Linked DNA regions of Homo sapiens: region 2 is linked to region 1. Evidence: chromatin loops called from intact Hi-C (ENCODE). Cell type or tissue: uterus. All regions are shown on one strand. Each heading gives the region's core, and the rest is flanking DNA. Links, peaks and the distances in the headings are about the cores only.

What was found. Peaks named below come from ENCODE experiments on the same cell type or tissue, not always from the same donor. Only the 100,000 strongest peaks of a DNase experiment are listed, where the experiment ranks them.
Region 2: it touches region 1 in a loop (2.3-fold over the local background); 62 of 110 quality-filtered maps call a loop at or near these places.

The regions. Positions count from the first base shown.
Region 1 is chr11:47,155,490-47,166,715 of GRCh38, reverse strand. CSTPP1 (centriolar satellite-associated tubulin polyglutamylase complex regulator 1) reads right to left here. Exons shown (of 9, transcript NM_024113.5): 6 at 9,498-9,693; 7 at 8,794-8,903; 8 at 5,526-5,589; 9 at 4,469-5,252. The coding sequence ends at 5,078. ARFGAP2 (ARF GTPase activating protein 2) reads left to right here. Exons shown (of 16, transcript NM_032389.6): 14 at 117-210; 15 at 330-448; 16 at 1,214-2,415. The coding sequence ends at 1,234. It overlaps LOC124902672 (a long non-coding RNA gene), which reads left to right and starts at 9,690. Exons shown (of 2, transcript XR_007062668.1): 1 at 9,690-9,933. RefSeq lists silencers at 5,447-5,613, 5,364-5,658. In uterus, for the core only: CTCF peaks have their summits at 4,977 (motif pointing right) and 5,488 (motif pointing right); DNase peaks (open chromatin) are centred at 4,976 and 5,485; H3K27ac peaks cover 1,237 bases.
Region 2 is chr11:47,341,232-47,349,338 of GRCh38, reverse strand. MYBPC3 (myosin binding protein C3) reads left to right here. Exons shown (of 35, transcript NM_000256.3): 6 at 798-915; 7 at 1,434-1,482; 8 at 1,659-1,688; 9 at 1,860-1,913; 10 at 2,310-2,312; 11 at 2,695-2,712; 12 at 2,969-3,132; 13 at 5,715-5,847; 14 at 6,077-6,079; 15 at 6,194-6,318; 16 at 6,404-6,509; 17 at 6,595-6,761; 18 at 7,183-7,348; 19 at 8,095-8,107. Among named protein-coding and RNA genes, the nearest start is that of MYBPC3, 7.4 kb to the left of the region's middle. In uterus, for the core only: no CTCF peak of the experiment used is centred there; no DNase peak of the experiment used is centred there.

The sequences.
Region 1 (11,226 bases), core at 1,584-9,583:
GCATGAGCTTTCTCCCTGCCGCTGCTTTGGGCTTTAGCACCAGGAGGGCCTGGCCTGTGTGAGTCCTTGGGTCATCAGCCCCAAGATCCCCAGGCCTGGCCTTTTCCTCACCACAGTATGAGGCCAGGTCTCGGCTGCAGCAGCTCTCAGGCAGCAGTGCCATCAGCTCTTCAGACCTCTTTGGGGACATGGATGGAGCTCACGGAGCAGGTAGGGCCCTGGTGGGGTGGCAGGCACCAAGTGAGGCCTGGGAGCAGGGCGGGAGGGCCCTGCTGTGACTGGGAAGGGCTTCTTGCTGGGCTCTGGGTCACCCTGCTCTTGTTTTACAGGAAGTGTATCTCTGGGGAACGTGCTGCCTACAGCGGACATTGCCCAGTTTAAGCAGGGTGTCAAGTCTGTGGCTGGGAAAATGGCTGTGCTGGCCAATGGTGTGATGAATTCCTTGCAGGTGAGGCTGAAGTGGGGCCTAATGAGGAGTGCTGGGAGGTTTGCCCTTCGCCACCACATAGAGACACTGCTACTGCTCAGCCCCTCTGAGCCTTAAGAGCATTTTCGGCCGGGTGTGGTGGCTCACGCCTGTAATCCCAGCACTGGGAGGCTGAGATGGGTGGATCACTTGAGGTCAGGAGTTTGAGACCAGCCTGACCAACATGGCAAAACCCCGTCTCTACTAAAAATACAAAATTAGCTGGGCATGATGGCGTGCACCTGTAATCCCGCTACTCGGGATGCTGAGGCAGGAGAATCGCTTGAACCTGGAGGTTGTAGTGAGCTGAGATCATGCCACTGCACTCCAGTCTGGGTGACAGGAGTGAAACTCTTGTCTCAAAAAAAAAACCACAAACGAAAAAGCAAGAGTCTAGAGAGAGGCATTTTCTTGGAGGGCAGCTTCCTTCCTTTCAGCTCCGTGCCAGGGCCGGGCCTCTCCAAGATGCCTCTGTGTCTGCCATGATCTTCCCTGGCCTTGTCACCTGTACCGCTCTTTCTCTTCTCTTCCCAGCTTCTGTGAGGCCAGGCAGGGCTTCCCTGTTGTCGGGTGCCCGAGTGGCCGCTGCCCCAGCTCTCACCGTGGACTCCTGCCTCACCGGGCTGTCCAGCCCCTGCCTCCCCAGTCTTGCTGTGGGGTGCTGGGGCAGGCAGTGTGTTTGCTGGGAAGCTGCTGCAGCTTAGAGCCTCTGACTTTTTTTTTTTTTTTCTCCCCCCTCGCCCCCAGGATCGCTACGGTTCCTACTGATCCGAGCTCTGTGACTCAGGCTTACGATGGTGACGGCAACAAGAACTCCACAGTTCCCAGGCTGGGGATGCTTTGCCTTGTGGAAGCTGGGGAGGATTTGTTACTTCGTATGTGTGGTGTGTGTGTGGGGTGGCCTTTGAGGCGCTCACTCCTGTGAGGGGAATGGTCAGTACCAGCCCTTGTCCTCTGCCTGTGGACTGAGCCCTTTATTCCCTCTCACACCACCCTCCGTGTGTTAGACTCTTGTCCTTCTGTCCTGCCCCCACAGCTGCTGCTCACTTATCCTGCCATACTGGGAAAGGGGGTTCCCCCACGATGGCTTATTCTGGGTCCAGACTTTCCCCAGGTAGGGAAAGCGGAAGGTAGAAGGCTTTTTTTGCTGGCTCTAGGGTTCTTCTAGTTCGAGGCCTTGGGTCCCCATCCTCTGGAACCAGGGGGAGGCCTGGAAGGAGTTCACTGTAGACCCGTCCCATGGGGAAAGAGGCTGCGGACTTGCTGCTGCTGCTGCTGCCAGTGGCCTCTTCTGGGTGCCAGGAGAGGGGAAGGACCTTTGTCTGGGCGTTACCAAGGGCTGGAAACTTTACCTGGTACCTAAAGGTTTCATTTGGGATCAGACCGGAGACCCTTGGGTTCTCCCGTCTCACCACCCCTTTCTACAGTAAGCACTTGGAAGATTGTTTCAGGGTGTCTCAGGGTCCCTCTGTACCATCTGCTGTGGAATGCAGGACCCTCTGTGACATTCTTTATCCCTTCTTCCCCGGGTTGGTGGCCATGGAGGGTCTTGTCTGCTGTGATTCGACTCTGGATGCTGTGAGCTTGATGCTGGCCAGGGAAGCAGAGGATGTGAGAGGCAGAGGCAGGCTCCTGGGGCTGAGCTCCTTCCTCTGCATCATTCTGGGCTTGGCCTGGACAGCACCCGCCAGTGAGAGCTGTGGGCCTCACCCTCTGGCAGCTGAGCCAAGCACTGTCATTCTTGGTGCCATCTTCCCCTGCCGCACCGGCAGTCTCAGCCCAGCCCCCACCTTTGGGTTGTAGGTTGGGCTCCCAAGCAACACAGACCACTCTTCCCCTTGCCCCTCCCCCAGAGGGACTTGACTTTCTTTCTGGACTGTTTGTATTGAAACAAAGTGGTGTCAAAATAAAGCCCCTGCAGGGCCTGGCTCCCTGTTGGTCTGAGTGAAGCAGTGTCCTCTGGATCCTGCCTCCCTGCCCAGTGCCGGCCCCTGGCCTCACTCTCTGGGCTCCCACCGGTAATGGTAGGGCGTCGGTACCGAAGCTGAGGACACTCTCTCCAGGGCCTCCTGCTTCTCTCTTCTCTGAAAGCCAAAGGCCCCTGGCTCCTTGGCTCTGTGCTGCCGTGAGGTCCGGTGCAGCTTCGACCTCACCACCCTGTGGCACGCAGAGGAAAGAGCTGGCATTAGTTGGCCCTTTAACTCGCTGGCTGAGGGCGAGCGAGCAACCTCAGCAGTCCTGCCCCTTGTCACGGCAGTAGGCTTGACTGGGGATGGGTTTCAGTGGAGTTTAAGAAATATTTAACGCCGGGTACAGTGGCTCATGGCTGTCATCCCAGCACTTTGGGAGGCTGAGGCGGGTGGATCACTTGAGGCTAGGAGTTTGAAACCAGCCTGGCCAACATGGTGAGACCCCATTTCTACTAAAAATACAAAATTAGCGGGGTGGGGGCGGTGTGGTGCATGCCTGTAATCCTAGCTACTCAGGAGGCTGAAGCAGAAGTCACTTGAACCCGGGAGGCAGAGGTTGCAGTGAGACTAGATCGCGCCACTGCACCCCAGCTTGGGTGATAAAGTGAGACCCTGTCTCAAAAAAGAAAAAATTACATATATATACATACACACACATACTCTTAGACGTTAATGGGACCCTTTAAATTTAGGGAAGAAAAGGTGTGTGTTTGTGTGTAAATCCTTAGCTTGGCCACCCCTTTCTCTTGGGGGCTTCTGAAACATCTCTGTGCCACCTTAGGAGTCCTCACGGTAGTTACAGACCACTGGTCTGGGAAGTGGATGATTAGAAAGGATGGGCAGAGGGAGCCAGGGGGCTGTAAGCCAGGGATTTGCAGAGTGTAGGTTTGGGACTCATTCAGCTTTGGGATCATCTGGAATTTCTGGACTCCATCCCAAGTTGATAGAGTTAGACTCTCTGGAGCTTGGTAATTTGCATCGTCAGTAGGCTTTCCTGTGATTCTGAGGACACCAGGATTTGAGAACCATGTCTCTTATGGGCTGTGCATCATTGTGGGCCTACAGAGCTCATCACGCAGCCTGAGCTTTTTTTTTTTTTTTTTTTTAAGATGGTCTCATTCTGTCAGTCACTCAGACGGGAGTGCAGTGGCACGATCATGGCTCACTGCAGCCTCAACCTCCTGGGTTCAAGTGATCTACCTCGGGTCTCCCAAGTAGCTGGGACTACAGGTGCAAGCTACCATGCCTGGCTAAGGTTATTTTGTAGAGATAGGGTCCTACTATGTTTCCCAGGGTGGTCCTGAACTCCTGGGCTCAAGCAGTTGGCCCACCTTGGCCTCCCAAAGTGCTGGGATTACAGGCAATGAGCCACTGCATCCTGGAGCAGCTTCGGGGCTGGAATGCCTAGTCTTGGCCTCAGCTCTGCAGGGGTTTGGGAGGCAGTTCCTGTAATGATCCGTTCTGGGTAGGGATGAGCCCAAGGAAATGTGTATGCCTAGTAGTGGTGACATCCACCTTCAGAGGAGGCAGTCCTGTTCTGCTTGGGCTTCTGGGTGGGTTTTGCTTTCTGGGGGACCCCGCCCCTTCAGCCCTCAATCCAAAGAAGTTGAAGACACTCGTCCTTACCTGCCTCCAGTCTTGGCTGGGATGTGTCTGCCCCAGGCTGTGTCTGTCTGTCTTTCACAGCTGCATCCCACTGTTCTAACCCCAAGCAGGTGCTTGGCAAATGTTGACTGAAACCCTGGCTGGAAGGCTGTGCAGTATTAACCCTTTATGGCCACGGTCTTTAAAGTTATGGGAACCTGGCCTTGAACCCTCTGAACCTGTTTCCTGAAGGCCGTTCCAGCTGTGAGCACTTTTCCTCTGGAAGGTTGCTCTTGTGCGAAGCTAGGCCCCTCTGCTCGTTGTCTGAGGCAGGTCCCCAGGTCTGAGTGGGCCACTGGCCTACCTCCTAGTCCTACCAGAAAAGCACCGAAAACCCAAACTCCCCCTCTCCCTTCTCCCCTCAGCCTAGGAGCTTTAGACTCACCAGTTACCAGACATGAGGGACTTTTTATTCGTTTCACATGTTTGTTTAGCTATTAGACACAAAGGGGTCAAGACTTGAAGCAGTTTTTGCAAGTGAAATCATCTTCTGGCCCACCCTTCATATTACCAAGGCTACTGGCTGTTCTCCAACAGGCCACAGCGGTTATGTCCTCCTGGTACTTGCGTCGCAGGTGTCACCCTTGATGGTGCAAGGCCCTGCGTGGCTATTCGGGTTCTCCCCCTTAATGGAGTTGCTGTGAGGAGATGAACCTTATTGGGGGACCCGCAGAGGCTGGCTCAGAAGAGACTGCTCTTAAGAGGTTAGGAGGACTAACAGGCTACGGCGTGACAAGGTGGCCTCAGCACAGTCTGTCAGCTTGGGGCCTAAGTGAAGTTCACAGGCTGATAGGGCCAGGGAGAGCAGGCCATTCACCTTCCGGGGCCACTGGCTGGGCTGATCATCAGAGCCCCTCTGGCTGGTCTTGGGGCTGTTATTCACCTTGTCAGCAGCAGAGGGCAGCACAGCAAGGTGCTGGAGAGGAGGCTGGGTGGGCACACCAAGGGCTGGGTGGGAGCAGGTACAGGGCGCTGTGGGCAGGACCCTTTGGACTCCTCAAGTCTCCGACTCGTCTGTCTCTTCAGTGGAGCCATCACTCTCTCCATCCACTTTTCGGGAATGATGGAGAGGTCTCCAGGGAGAGCCAACCCGGGGAGGGGTCCGGGAAGGCAGGCAACTGGCCTCTGGACTGGCTGTGACCGAGTTGACCAGGCCTGGGACCTGGGCCAGCCTGAAGAAGGGAAGAAGCCTGGAGGGCAGCGAGAGGCCTCCTGTACAGAGAGCAGGGCCTCCATGCCCACTCTTAACACTAGGGTAAACCCCTGGGCTGCAGCCCCCAAAGGACTCAGAGGGAGGGACACCTCAGGCCTCCACTGGCCCCCAGACCCTTCCCTGGCAGATGTGGGATGTTACAGACAAGTGGTGTTGGCCCCAGATGGGGCACAGCCGTGTCCGACCCGTCTGGCCCCCACAAGGGGGCAGTATCCTCCCACTTGACACTTACAGCCGTTCCAGCTCTTCATCCATTGCTGGGTCGTGCATCAGATCCCCCTTGTCAGGCAAAGCTCCTAGGAGATCATTGGGGGCACAGTAGTTAATCTGAGGGCCCTTCAGCCAGGCAACAGATTCCTCCATGCCCCTCACCTTCACGGCTGCCTGTTCTGCTGACCCTGCGAGGGCCGATCTAAAGATCTGAGGACTGCTAGAGGGGCCAAGAACAGTCACGGAGCAGGAAGGTGCTCGCTGTTGCTTGATACATTTATTGAATCCCACTGCCTACTTTCCCTGCCTGGGGCAGACACCACAGCCAAGGAGTGTGGTGATCCCCTTCCAACACCAGGTGGTGGTTGTGACCTGGTGCTGGGAGTTGAGTTCCTTCTTGAGGCCTCAGGTACTGGGCTGAAAAGGATATGGTCCAGGCTAAGCCCAAAGGTCAGACATTACCTAATTTTGTGTCCCTAAATCAGGATGACCCCACTTTGGAGACAGATGGTTAAAAAAAAAATGCTGCCTCTGCTTCTCCAAGGAGGATCCCAGGGGCAAGAGGAGAAGGCTGGGTCAGGGCCAGAATTAACCCGGCACAGGCAGATTTCCCCTTTTTCCAAATCTTTTTCAGATGATGCCTCCTGGCCCCTCTTGCCCTAAGTTAGTGGTTTTCAAAGTACATCTCATAGAACCCTCTCATTTGTGGGGTGCCCTGGGGACTAAGGGAACAGGGCTGACCTCCGTGACGCGTCAACCAGTGTATCTCCGGATTTCTATTTCATACGCTGGAGATGCAGGTGAGGCCTGAGACCACATGCTTCTTTCTGTCTCCCATTCCATCCAACCACCCAATGTTAGTGTGCAGTAAAAGTGGTTGAATGAGAGTGACTTTTTTTTTTTTTTTTTTTTTGAGACAGAGTTTTGCTTTGTCACCCAGGCTGGAGTGCAGTGATCATGGCTCACTGCAGCCTCGACCTCCCATGCCCAAGCGATCTTCCCACCTCAGCCTCCTGCGTAGCTGAGACCAATGGTACATGCCACCACACCCAGCTAATTTTTGTTTTTTTTCTAAAGAGACGGGGTTCTCCCTATATTGCCCAGGCTGGTCATTAACTCCTGGGCTCAAGCAATCCTCTTGCTTTAGCCTCCCCAAATGCTGGGATTACAGGTGGAGCCACCATGTCTGGCTATTAGTGTTTATTTATTTGATGGAGTTTCGCTCTTGTTGTCCAGGCTGAAATGCAATGATGCGATCTTGGCTCACTGCAACCTCCGCCTCCCTGGTTCAAGTGATTCTTCTGTCTCAGCCTCCCCAGTAGCAGGAATTACAGGCATGTGCCACCACAACTGGCTAATTTTGTATTTTCAGTAGAGACGGGGTTTCTCCATGTTGGCCAGGCTGGTCTCGAACTCCTGACCTCAGGTGATCCGCCGCCTCGGCCTCCCAAAGTGTTGGGATTACAGGCGTGAGCCACCACACCCAGCCAGTGTCCTTTTTAAAGGCCCTTAGAAAAGGGGGATGAGGTTACTTCAGGCTGTGACCCAGTTGCTAATTGGCTTCTCCTTCCTAGTGGCTGCTACTGGTGGGAAGAAAGAGTGGTCATAACGAGGAGTATGAAAGAACACCAGGGCAGATCCCACCCGCCTCCCCCTTACTCTTGATTCCTGACTCTCGCCTGTTTTTGTTTTTTTTTTCTTTTTTGAGACTGTCTTGCTCTGTCGCACAGGCTGGCGTGCAATGGCGTGATCTCGGCTCACCGCAACCTCCGCCTTCTGGGCTCAACCGATTCTCATGCCTCAGCCTCCCGAGTAGCTGGGATTACAGGTGCGGGCCACTATACCCAGCTAATTTTTGTATTTTCAGTAGTGATGGGGTTTCACCATGTTGGTCAGGCTGGTCTTGAACTCCTGACCTTAGGTGATCCACCTGCCTCAGCCTCCCAAAGTGCTGGGATTACAGGCGTGAGGCACCACGCCTGGCCTGTCAATTGCCTCCTTTCTAGTCTTAGTCCAGTGGGTAACCTTGGCTACCAACTTCAGTTGAGGGCTCCCCAGACCTGTGCATGCCCCAAGCACTGACTCAGAATAACCAGGCTGTGGGTGGCATGCAGTTCAGCCTGCTGGGGTTTGTGCTTGTGTATCCCAGAGCATCCCTGGCTAACTGTATATTGTGTAAGATAAAAAATATAAAGCATCCAGCACAGTACTTAGCCTGCTGTGGTTGGCATTTAGTGAATGTTAACTTTCCTTCCCTTAATCCCATTCCCTCAACTGGCAAAAGGAAGGGGGATGCTGTGTGTCTTTTCCTTGAGACTCAGGCACCTGGGATCCCAAGCACAGCAGGAGGATCTCTCGAGACACAAAAAAGAACTCCTTGCTGGGCGTAGTGGCTCACAACTGTAATCCCAGTACTTTGGGAGAGCAAGGTGAGGGGATCCCTTGAGCCCAGGAGTTTGAAACCAGCCTGGGCAACATGGTGAAACCCAGTCTGTACAAAAAACACAAAAATTTTCCAGGATGGTGGCGCATGCCTGTAGTCCCAGCTACTAGGGAGGCTGAGGTGAGAGCATCACTTGAGCCCGGGAGGTCGAGGCTGCAGTGAGCTGAGATTGTACACAGCACTCCAGCCTGGGCAACAGAGCGAGACTCTGTCCCAAAATAAAACAAAAAACAAAAAACCTTAAACTGTAGTAGAATGGAGGCTTACTGGCTCTTCTCTTAGGAGAGCAGTGGCTGTGGGAGGAGGAACAGTGGGGTGGGTGGAGAAGGCTCAGTGAAAAAAAACAGCAGGCAGGAAAAACTGGGCCACTGCAGACTTCCCCTACTTTTGTTTTTCTCCCTTTCAGATTAATCAGATTTTTTTTTTCAGCTTGGAAAAAAGGTCTCCGCAGACACACCTGTGCCTTGTTTATAAATGGGATTCAGGTCTCTTTGATATATAATCTCTAGCGTCACTGAGTAAATAGTCCTGTGTCTGCCCGACCTGCAGGCTGCTCCCCAAAGCAGAGCTGGGGTTCTCTGAGGAGGGGCTGGGCGCTTCTGCTATGGGGAGGTGGTTTCATGTTGGGGCAGGGCTGCAGGCAGGGAGGGCTGTCCCCTACCATGGGAATGTGTAAGAGCCATGTTTTGTCGCCATATTCCTGCTCCCTGGGATTGAGTCCGGCCCTGGGAAGTCAAGGCAGAGATGGTGATGCCCCTTCCCCTCTGGAGCCGTGTTGCTAACAGAGGCCAGCTGCTCCCTGTGTTGTGCGGCAGGAGAGGCTGACGGCTGCTTAGCTCTGACTTACCGAGGGCTTGGTTGATTCCACGGTGCTTTGAGAGAGCCATGAGGAATCCATAGAAGGTCAGTCTCTGAACATTGCTGAGGGCCTCTTTGACAAGTGCTGGGGGTGGGCAGCTAAGAAGGAGAGATGCCACATTCAGAGCCTAGCCAGCCTCAGGGCCACCTCTGCATCCATACTTTCAGGTTCATGAGGATACCCACAGCCAAGCCAGGGACCTGCCTTGGGAGCCCCAAGGCCCTGGGGGATCAGGCCTTCACTATGGTCAGGAGGGGCTGGCATGTTCACTAACTGGTGCTTTCACCGGGGTGGGGAGTGGGGGTGGGAAATGGCTACGGGAAACCAAACCTGTTGCTCAGTCCCTAAGGGTACTTGTGCCACACAGGACAGCTTACCCCTCTCTTTGTGTAGAAAAGTTTTATACAAGGAGTACTCTTTCCTTCTCTCTAAAATGTTAAGGCCAGTCTGTCACCCAGTAAATTGGTCAACTACAGTGGTCTTGCCTGAGTGAAAGCAGTCCTTTTGAAGTGAGCTAATTGAGAGCCTTTCAGTCAACAACTGGTTTGGGGGCAAATGGCACTGTTACATTATGACCAGCAAGGGCCCTAGAATGCCTGGGCCGCGCAGAACATCCTGCGGAGCTCTGTTCCGCAGCCAGCAGTCCGACCCCCTGGGGCTGGGGGGCTGGGGGCTGCATGCCCGTTCCTCACCTGTACTTGTGCCGATCACACAGGTTTTCCAGACACTGGTAGAACAGCGACGCCTCCACGCCCTCCAGCGTGCCGGCCCCGCCCAAGGCAGGTCGTTGGCGGTGCTGCCCACTGGACGACGTCGGCACAATCACTGTGTTGGGGTTCTTGCCTGACAGCAGGTCCTCATAGATGGCAGCCACACTGTCCAGGAATTCTGGAACCGTGGGGGTGGGGGTGTGGGTGTGGACGGCTCAGGCAGGGAGGACATGTTTTGTCTGTTCACTATGTCTTCCCTTCTCTGTCAGCCCAGTTCCACACCAGCCTCAGTGCTCAGGGCATGGTGTCCTGAGAGCAGAAGTTCTCAACCTTGTTTGACAACACATTGATGAGAGATGACACTAATCTGTGTTTTTGCTCAAATGTCCCATCCTTGGCTCAGTTGTTCCTGGACCAGGTGAGACCTGCCATTGCACACTTTCATAGCACCATAGGCTTTTTTTTTTCTGGCACTTAGCCAGTGAGGAGCTTTCTGTGTCATTAATTGTCTAATCTGTCTCCTTGCTGGAATGCACAAAGGCGGGGTCATGCCTTGTTGGCCTCTCCTGCCTAGCACTGTGCTTGGCACATATTAAGGCCATAAATATTTTTTGGAGGAGTGAACATGAGTATGCTCCCACTGGTAAGCCCCATGGTGTGTGGCCACCTGCCTCTCTACCTCAAGAAAGCGTGTTGGAATACCAGCGAGGAACAGAGAAAGCCTGAAAGCTGCTGATGAGTCAGTCATTTGAAATGGTTTTCAAATTTCGTAGTTGAGCCATTGTTAGAACTGCTGACTTATGGCCCATCTCGTCTCTACACACACCGCTGGGCAGTGTCAGTAATGCTCCCAGCCCAATGTGGTGGCTGTCCCATCCCTCTGGGGGTGCTGTGAGAAGAGGGCTGGGGAGACAGTGAGGGAAAAATGTTCTCCCAGACATGGCTGCTCCTTCTCTAGGGCCCAAGAGCTTCAGAGAAATGGGAAATGACTGGTGCTGCTAAGAGCAGGTGGCGAGACCCCAGGCTCCAGCCCCTAACTGTACAGCCCTTGGGCTGCCATCAAGTAAACAGAATGTGGCGCCCAAATGAGGCCAGGGCTGGCTGGGGACACCAGTTGGCAGGAAGGCCACCTCTAGGATCTAAGGACAGCCTTCTATTTACTGGAAGAGCCTGTTTTAAGCAAGTTTGTTTATGAACACAGTCAGCAATTTGTAAACCCGGCACTCCATTTGATGTCTCTGTGCGTGAGCTGGTGTATATTTATATTTATTTGTCTATATTTATTCCATCTGATTCCAGAGAGACTTAAGGGTGCAGCTGTGTGAATTGGGGAGCAGAGTGGGAGTGTGACAAAGGACTGGTGTATGCTTTTTTAAAGCTGTGGGGTGGAGGAGAATGTGCACCCAAACGCACGATCAGTTGCCAAGGGAGAGACCCTTGAAGGCAGTAAAATAGCAGCGAGGTTGGGAACGCTGGCTTTGGAGTCAGCCTTCAGGTCTGGTCTCCACCACTTATGAGCTGCATGACTGGCTACTACTTCTGTGAGCTTGTCTCTGAAAGGACTCTCTCTCAAGGCTGTTGTCAAGATTAAAGTCAGTGCTGTGCCTGGGACATAGTAAGTTTTCAGTAAGCAGTGAATGCTGTGGATGCTATGGATGTTGTTATTGTCATTATCACTTAAACTGATTTGTTGCGTTGCTGACTGAAAACA
Region 2 (8,107 bases), core at 108-8,107, 180 kb before region 1:
ATACAGACACGGAAACCAAAGCTTGAGAGGTTAAGTGGCTGCTCCAAGGTCACTTAGACATAGGCCTAGAACCTTAAGCCTTCGTTTTTTGTGTTTTGTTTTTTTCCGCCCTGCCCACCAGAACCTTAAGGCTTAAGTCCCCTTGTTTGTTCACTCCAAGCCTCTGCTTTTCCCAACCTTCCCCAGTCCTGGGCTAGGCAAGGGGGCCTCTAGCAAGAGAGGCCAACATGTTCTGCTGTGCGGGGCTGTGCATTGCACAAAAGCCTGTATTTCACCACAACCATGTGCCAGCAGATGGCAATCATGGGTTTCGAGATAGTCCCCTTTCTCTGTACAAAAACTCTGTATGGGTTAACTAAAGCCTGAGGGTGCGAAGATCGATGAGCATTTGTCACTCCCAGCCTCCTTTAAATATATATATATATATATAATTTGAGACAGGGTCTCGCTCTGTCGCTCAGGCTGGAGTGCAGTGGCTCAATCTCGGCTCACTGCAACCTCCACCTCCTGGGTTCAAGCGATTCTCCCACCTCAGCCTCCCGAGTAGCTGAAACTAGAGGTGTGCACCACCATACTTGGCTAATTTTCGTTATTTTTAGTAGAGACGGAATTTCACCACGTTGGCCAGGCTGGTCTGGAGCTCCTGGTCTTATGTGATCCGCCCGCCTCAGCCTCCCAAAGTGGGGATTACAGGCCTGAGCCACCGCGCCCGGCCACTCCCAGTCTCCTTTAAGGGTGCGGAGCCTTGTCTCCCGGCCCCTGGTGTCCCCTGACGCCCCGTCCCTCCATGCACACAGGTCTATCTGTTCGAGCTGCACATCACCGATGCCCAGCCTGCCTTCACTGGCAGCTACCGCTGTGAGGTGTCCACCAAGGACAAATTTGACTGCTCCAACTTCAATCTCACTGTCCACGGTGAGGGGGCCCTGGTGTCTGTCCTGGGCTCGGGCTCCCCATGGGTCCTGGTCTCCTACCTCCTTTTCCCAACACTAAGGAGGATGCCTCGTCCCATCCAGACATGAGTGCTGGCCACGTGCCCAGTGCTGCACACACAGGGTGTGAGAGAAACCCCAAGGCTTGCAGGGTAGGCGTGGGGGCTTAGGGCTGAGTCCGGGTCTCATCTGGGTGGGACTCTGTTTTATCATCTTGGTGTCACGGCTCCTGGCCCATGGCCTGGCACTGTCTGAATGTTTGGGCGATGGGTGAAGGTGAGTTGAGAGATGGGTGGGAATTGGGGACAATAAACCGTCCCACCTGCCTGGTACCTTGACCCTGGGAAAGGCTGGGAAGGTGAGATCCTGGGGCAGATGCCCAGCCTCATGGGGTCATGAATGGGCAAGTCTGTGAATACTCAGAGGCCGCCCCCAGGGCAGGGCTTCTCAAACGGCCCCCTCTGAAGCCCCTTCCCCCATCTCTCCACCCTTTGAACCCAGAGGCCATGGGCACCGGAGACCTGGACCTCCTATCAGCCTTCCGCCGCACGTGAGTGGCCATCCTCAGGGCCTGGGGGAGGCCAGTGCTGGAGTCTGAGGCCCTTCAGGGTCTCGACTGGGGGTCAGGGCTGGGGATGATTTGCGGGGCGGAGCTGAAGTCAGTGGGGGCTGCAGGGGAGAGCAAGCTTCCCAGGCAGGTGAGGATACTGAGTCTAACCCCCACAGGAGCCTGGCTGGAGGTGGTCGGCGGATCAGGTACCCCTGCCCCAGGCCCTACCTGCACCATCCGCAGACCCCCAGGGGTCTGAGACGGGTGGGAGCCCAATCTGGCTAGTGTCCCTTTCTCCCTCCCCACTCCACTCCCATCCTGCTCCTAATCCCTTTCCAGTCCCTCACTGCAGCCTCACTGGGGGTCCCTCTCCATAGTGATAGCCATGAGGACACTGGGATTCTGGACTTCAGCTCACTGCTGAAAAAGAGGTGAGTCCTGGGTGGCAGTTCCTGGGGCAGCTGGTGAGGCCTGGCTCCAAATCCCAGCACTGTGGTTTGCCAGCTGTGTGACCCTGAGCACAACACTGCACCTCTCTGAGTTGGTTTCCTTGTCTGTCGAGGGGATGATCCCAGTGTGGAAGGAGTTAAAGGGCTCTGCAGACATTATGTCCCGTCAACAGTCATCCTCACAGTGTCCCCCACGGCCACTCCACACTTGAGGCTGCAAAAGCTCCCTCCGTAAACTCCGGGGACCCAGAAGGAACAGAGAGAGGGTCCCCAGAGCTGCAGGGTCTACCAGGTCGGCCCAACTGACTTATGTTCTCTCTGCCCTCTCTCTCCCTCTCCCCCGGCCCCTCCATTATGGCTGCTGCTGCTGTGGCCCAGAGAGTAAGAATCGGGGTCTGGGTGTTTGGGGGCGGCAGGGCGCTGGTGGGTGCAGAGGGGATTCCCGTCCCCTCTCTGAGAGGCTGTGGTGAGAGACTCAGAGCAGGGTGCGGCTCCCCACGGACAGGGGTGAGTCTCTGTGCCTTGGGCTTCTCCTGCCACCCACCTATCTGTCAGAGCTTAGGAGGGATAAGAAAAAGTAATGCACACAGGAGGTCCTGCCAGAGCCTCCGGAGCAGCATGGGTGCCCCACAACACAGGGAGTGCAAGTGCGGAAAATAGGGAGGAAGTAAAGGCCCATGGGTGGGGTCCAGGTCTTTGAGGGAAGGTGGCCATACCTCTCATGTGCCACCTACCCTTTCTCCCACCCCCACCCCTGGAGCAGCAGTTTCCGGACCCCGAGGTGAGTGCCCAACATAGCACAGCACCCTCATCACCCCTAATTCTGCCAGGAGCCCCTCCAGATCCCCAGCCCCTCTTCAGCTCCCTTGGCCCCCAGTCCTGCCTGGCCTGGGACCCAGAGCAGCTCCAGCTGCCCCACCAGAAGGGAAGGGGCAGAGGGACAGGGGTGGCTACAGCTCCTTGGTCCTGGGCCCAGGAAGCCCCGCCCAGGGGGCTGCAGTCTTGCCCCCGGCCACAGCCTAGACTGCGGGACACAGGGACTCGAAGCTGGAGGCACCAGCAGAGGAGGACGTGTGGGAGATCCTACGGCAGGCACCCCCATCTGAGTACGAGCGCATCGCCTTCCAGTACGGCGTCACTGACCTGCGCGGCATGCTAAAGAGGCTCAAGGGCATGAGGCGCGATGAGAAGAAGAGCACAGGTTAGCCCTTCCTCAGAGGGGAGAGGAGAGGGCACAGGCTAGCCCTTCCCTACACAGGAGAGGAGAGGGCATAGGTTAGCCCTTCCCCACAGGGGAGAGGAGAGGGCACAGGTTAGCCCCCCACCTCGTCCACATACATGGAAAGAGCGGAGTCCGGCTTAGCACAGAGACTCACAGGAAAGAAGAGCCCAGGTTAACCCCTCCTTGTGTAGAAAAAGCCAAGAATGCCCAGGTTAGCCCCTTACCACAGAGATAGAAGAGAAGAGCAAAAGTTAGGCCAGGACAGCCACAAGGAAAAGGACAGAGCTCAGGTTAACCCTCCTCACCAAGGAAAAATCAGGCTACACTTTCTTTCTCTACCCTCTTCTGAAAAGAAATGAAGCCCGGTTAACCCTCTCCACACCCAAAAGAAAAGGGAAGAGGCCCGCTAAGCCTGGAGAGCCACACACAGGCAAAGAAAAGAGCCTGGCTAATCTTTCTCTCAGGCAAACAAAGCAGGAGGGCTTGGGTTAACTACCCTCACCCCCAGGCAGATGGAAAGAGGAGAGCCCAGGAATAGCCCTTCTCCACTGAGGGGTTGACAAGGGCGGGTGTGAGCCGGGAAAGCAGGGGTCTCACATGCCTTCTCCCCACCATGTCTGGGTCTAGCACAGGGCCTGGCACACACCTCGAGCGCTCTATAAACACCGACTGAATGGAGGGGTCAGCTTCCATGCAGGATATGGGAGACAAGCCCCTCCCAAAGCACACACACAAAACACACACGATCATGGGGACGGGGAGAGGAGCTGGTTAGTCCCTCCCTGCTGACCTCCCCCAGGCCCCTTATCCCTCTGCCCTGCCTCCCTGTTGTCTCAGCCTCACTGGGTTTCCCATCACCCCATCGCTAGGTGGCCTGGCCCTTACCGGCACCGTGGCCCCATTTAAGCCAGGGATCCCCTGAATGCCACCAATGTTCCTCTGGGTTAACTCCTGAACTGCTGAGCCCAGAGGGCACCAAGCAAAGGACTGTAGGTGCCCAAGGAGGAAAAGATGGAGGCTGGCAAGGCAGATGGGGACCTCCGAGGGTAGGGGTGTCTTCCAGGAATAGCAACAACAGTAAAAAGAGCAAATTGCTGGCCAGGTGCAGTGGCTCACGCCTGTAATCCCAGCACTTTGGGAGGCCGAGGCAGGTGGATCACCTGAGGTTAGGCGTTCAAGACCAGCCTGACCAACATGGTGAAACCCCGTCTCTACTAAAAATACAAAATTACCTGGGCATGGTGGCAGGCGCCTGTAATCCCAGCTACTCCGGAGGCTGAGGCAGGAGAATCACTTGAACCCGGGAGGCAGAGGTTGCAGTGAGTCAGGATTGTGCCATTGCACTCCAACCTGGGTGACAGAATGAGACTCCATCTCAAAAAAAGTGAGTGAGTTCCTTCCTAAGCCAGCCACTAGGTGCTTTATGTAATTATCTCATTTAATTCTCGAAACAACACTATGATGGAAGGACTATTACCATTTCCATGTTACTGAGGAAACCGAGGCACAGAGGGTTTAAGGAACTAGCGCAAGGTCACAGAGCACCCAGCAGTAGATCTCTGCCCCTCCGCAGCTGACTCCAGGCCCAGCCAGAGTATTTGAGGACTCAGGGGTCCTTCTCTGCTCGGTGGATGGAGCCCCCACTTCCTCCCTGGGCTCAGCAGCAGCAACATGGGCTTTTACAAACACGGCCGCAAGAGGAGGCATTGTTGTGGAGCAGGGCTGGGCTCAAGACCCAGCTCTGCCACACACCTGCTGGGCTGGTGGCATTGGGCCAGTCGCCTCTCTGAGCCCTATTTCCCCCACTGCAGCAGCATGGGGACCACCGCACTGGCCCTGGGGGCTGAGATGGGAGTGAGAGTGCTGGGCACAGAGGGCTGCTAGGTGGGAGCGCCTGGGAAGAGTACACAACTCAGGGGTTGCTGAGAGAAGAGAAGGCACAGCTGTCCCAGCCCCAGTTCTCCTGACAAGCTTCTGTCTTTCTGGAAGCCCCTAACCCAATCCCTGAGCTGAGCAGGTGGAGAGGACCCCAAGGAAGACAGAAGGACAAGGTCAGACAGACAGAGACAAGGAGGTGGGTTGACACATAGACACAGATAAAGAAATGAAGACACCATGCCTGTAATCCCAGCACTTTGGGAGGCTGAGGCGGGCGCATCACCTGAGGTCAGGATTTCAAGACCAGCCCGGCCAACATGGTAAAACCCCGTCTCTACTAAAAATACAAAAATTAGCTGGGCGTGGTGGCACATGCCTGTAATCCCAGCTACTCGGGAGGCCGAGGCAGGAGAATCACTTGAACCTGGGAGGCAGAGGTTGCAGTGAGCCAAGATGGCGCCATTGCACTCCAGCCTGGCCAACAGAGCAAGACTCTGTCCAAAAAACAAACAAACAGACAAACAAACAAAACAAAAAGAAATAGAGACACAGAGAAGTGGAAGCGGGGCGGCACAGAGGGGATTGGAGGGGGGGACCTGGGCCCCAGCCACAGCCACAGTAGCTTGGCCTGGGGGAGCAGGGTGCGGGCGGTGGGGTGGCCGGGGCTGAGGGGTGGTGCTCAGCCTTTCAGAAGAAGCTGGAGCCGGCCTACCAGGTGAGCAAAGGCCACAAGATCCGGCTGACCGTGGAACTGGCTGACCATGACGCTGAGGTCAAATGGCTCAAGAATGGCCAGGAGATCCAGATGAGCGGCAGGTGCAGCCTGGGGTGGGGAGGGGGGCTCGGGTGGAGGTGGGGACCCCCATAGCCTTGCCTCCTGCCCCTCTCCACATGCGTATCTCTGACTCGGTGTGGCTCTCAGCCCCATCTCTCTGGGCCTAATTTCCCATCCTTTTGCTCCTGCCGGTCCCTCTCTCTCTCTCCTTTTGTCTCGGGCTCACTTCCTCCCGTCGGGAACACTTCAACGGCCCCTTCTGTTCTACAGCAAGTAAGTTCCCCTCTGGATGGCTTGGGGTGGGGGGCACAGGGATTATCATGGGGCGCACTGGGCCCGGAGGGGTGTCCGCAGCTTTCCTGCCACTTCCCTGCGGCCCCCACCCAGGTACATCTTTGAGTCCATCGGTGCCAAGCGTACCCTGACCATCAGCCAGTGCTCATTGGCGGACGACGCAGCCTACCAGTGCGTGGTGGGTGGCGAGAAGTGTAGCACGGAGCTCTTTGTGAAAGGTGGGCCTGGGACCTGAGGATGTGGGAACCTGGGGAGGAGATGGCCTCAGGGGAGCCAACCCTCATGCTCACCCTGCCTGGACAGAGCCCCCTGTGCTCATCACGCGCCCCTTGGAGGACCAGCTGGTGATGGTGGGGCAGCGGGTGGAGTTTGAGTGTGAAGTATCGGAGGAGGGGGCGCAAGTCAAATGGTGAGTTCCAGAAGCACGGGGCATGGGTGTTGGGGGCATCTGCCCAGAAGAGGCCACAGCACTTGCCACCCACCCACCCGGCTAGGCTGAAGGACGGGGTGGAGCTGACCCGGGAGGAGACCTTCAAATACCGGTTCAAGAAGGACGGGCAGAGACACCACCTGATCATCAACGAGGCCATGCTGGAGGACGCGGGGCACTATGCACTGTGCACTAGCGGGGGCCAGGCGCTGGCTGAGCTCATTGTGCAGGGTGAGCCTGGCTGGGGGGGCACATGAGGCTTTAGGGCTTGGACCCCTCAGCCCCCACCCCACCTAGCCCTGTAGGGGAGCAGGCAAACCTGGGCTCAAGGCCTCTGTGACCTTGGGCCTTTGACAGCCTAAACCTCATCCTTCTCATCTCTAAAATGACGATGCTGAGGTGACCGCTCCAGAGGGTACTGAGAGGGTCATACGGGCCTGGTGAGCATCACCACCCCTCAGACACTTGAGGTTCCTTATGTGCACTGCACCATCACAGGCAAACATGGCACACACAGGCACACGTGTTTTCACATGCCCACATGCACCCAGACACGTGCGCACCAGCGCCCATGGGCCCACACGCCCTCCACAGGGATTCACGCCACACCCACACACCCTCCCGAGCTCAATGGCTCTGCCCTGCCCTGCAGAAAAGAAGCTGGAGGTGTACCAGAGCATCGCAGACCTGATGGTGGGCGCAAAGGACCAGGCGGTGTTCAAATGTGAGGTCTCAGATGAGAATGTTCGGGGTGTGTGGCTGAAGAATGGGAAGGAGCTGGTGCCCGACAGCCGCATAAAGGTGTCCCACATCGGGCGGTGAGTGTGCAGGGCAGGTGGATGGGACAGGTGGAGACTGAGATGGAGACAGAGAGAGACACAGGGAGAAACAGAGAGAGAGAGATAAAGACAGGTGGACAGAGAGGCAGATGCACAGAGACAGGACAGAGACTGAGACAGAGACCCACAGAGAGGGAGAAACAGACAGACCCAAAAAGACAAAGAGACAGAAAGACAGAAATAGTTCTATAGAGACAGAAAGATATGCACAGGGAGGCACACACATAGGAGAGTTCGTCAGAGACAGAGAAGAACAGAGGGACAGAGACAAAGAGGCAGCAGGGAGAGACACGGACGGGGTCGAGCGCTCCCCAGCACCCTCCCCCAGCTTGTGACCAGGGCAGGGCAGGAGGCCACCAAGGAGGCCGGCTCTGGCCAGAGGCCCTCACTGCCTCTCCCGCCCTCTTGCTCATCCCTGGAGCAACTGGGCTGGCCGTGCTGGGCCCAAGTTCACAGAGATTAATGAGACCCAGCCCCTGCCCAGTCTCCAAGGGCCCAGCCAAGGAGATGCTTTGATGTAGAAATCACTTTTACGCTGCCTACCTCTGAAGGCACATTAAAAAGCTGGAAAATTAGATAATATAGAAAAAAAAAGGCATTTTTAAAAATCAGAATACCAACAAGCCAGGACAAGGTGAGGGCCTCCTGGGACCCTGGCTGGGGTATCTGGCAAGGCCAGGGGTGTGTGGCCCAGTGGGGTCCCCTGAGCCACTGCTCCCCTGCAGGGTCCACAAACTG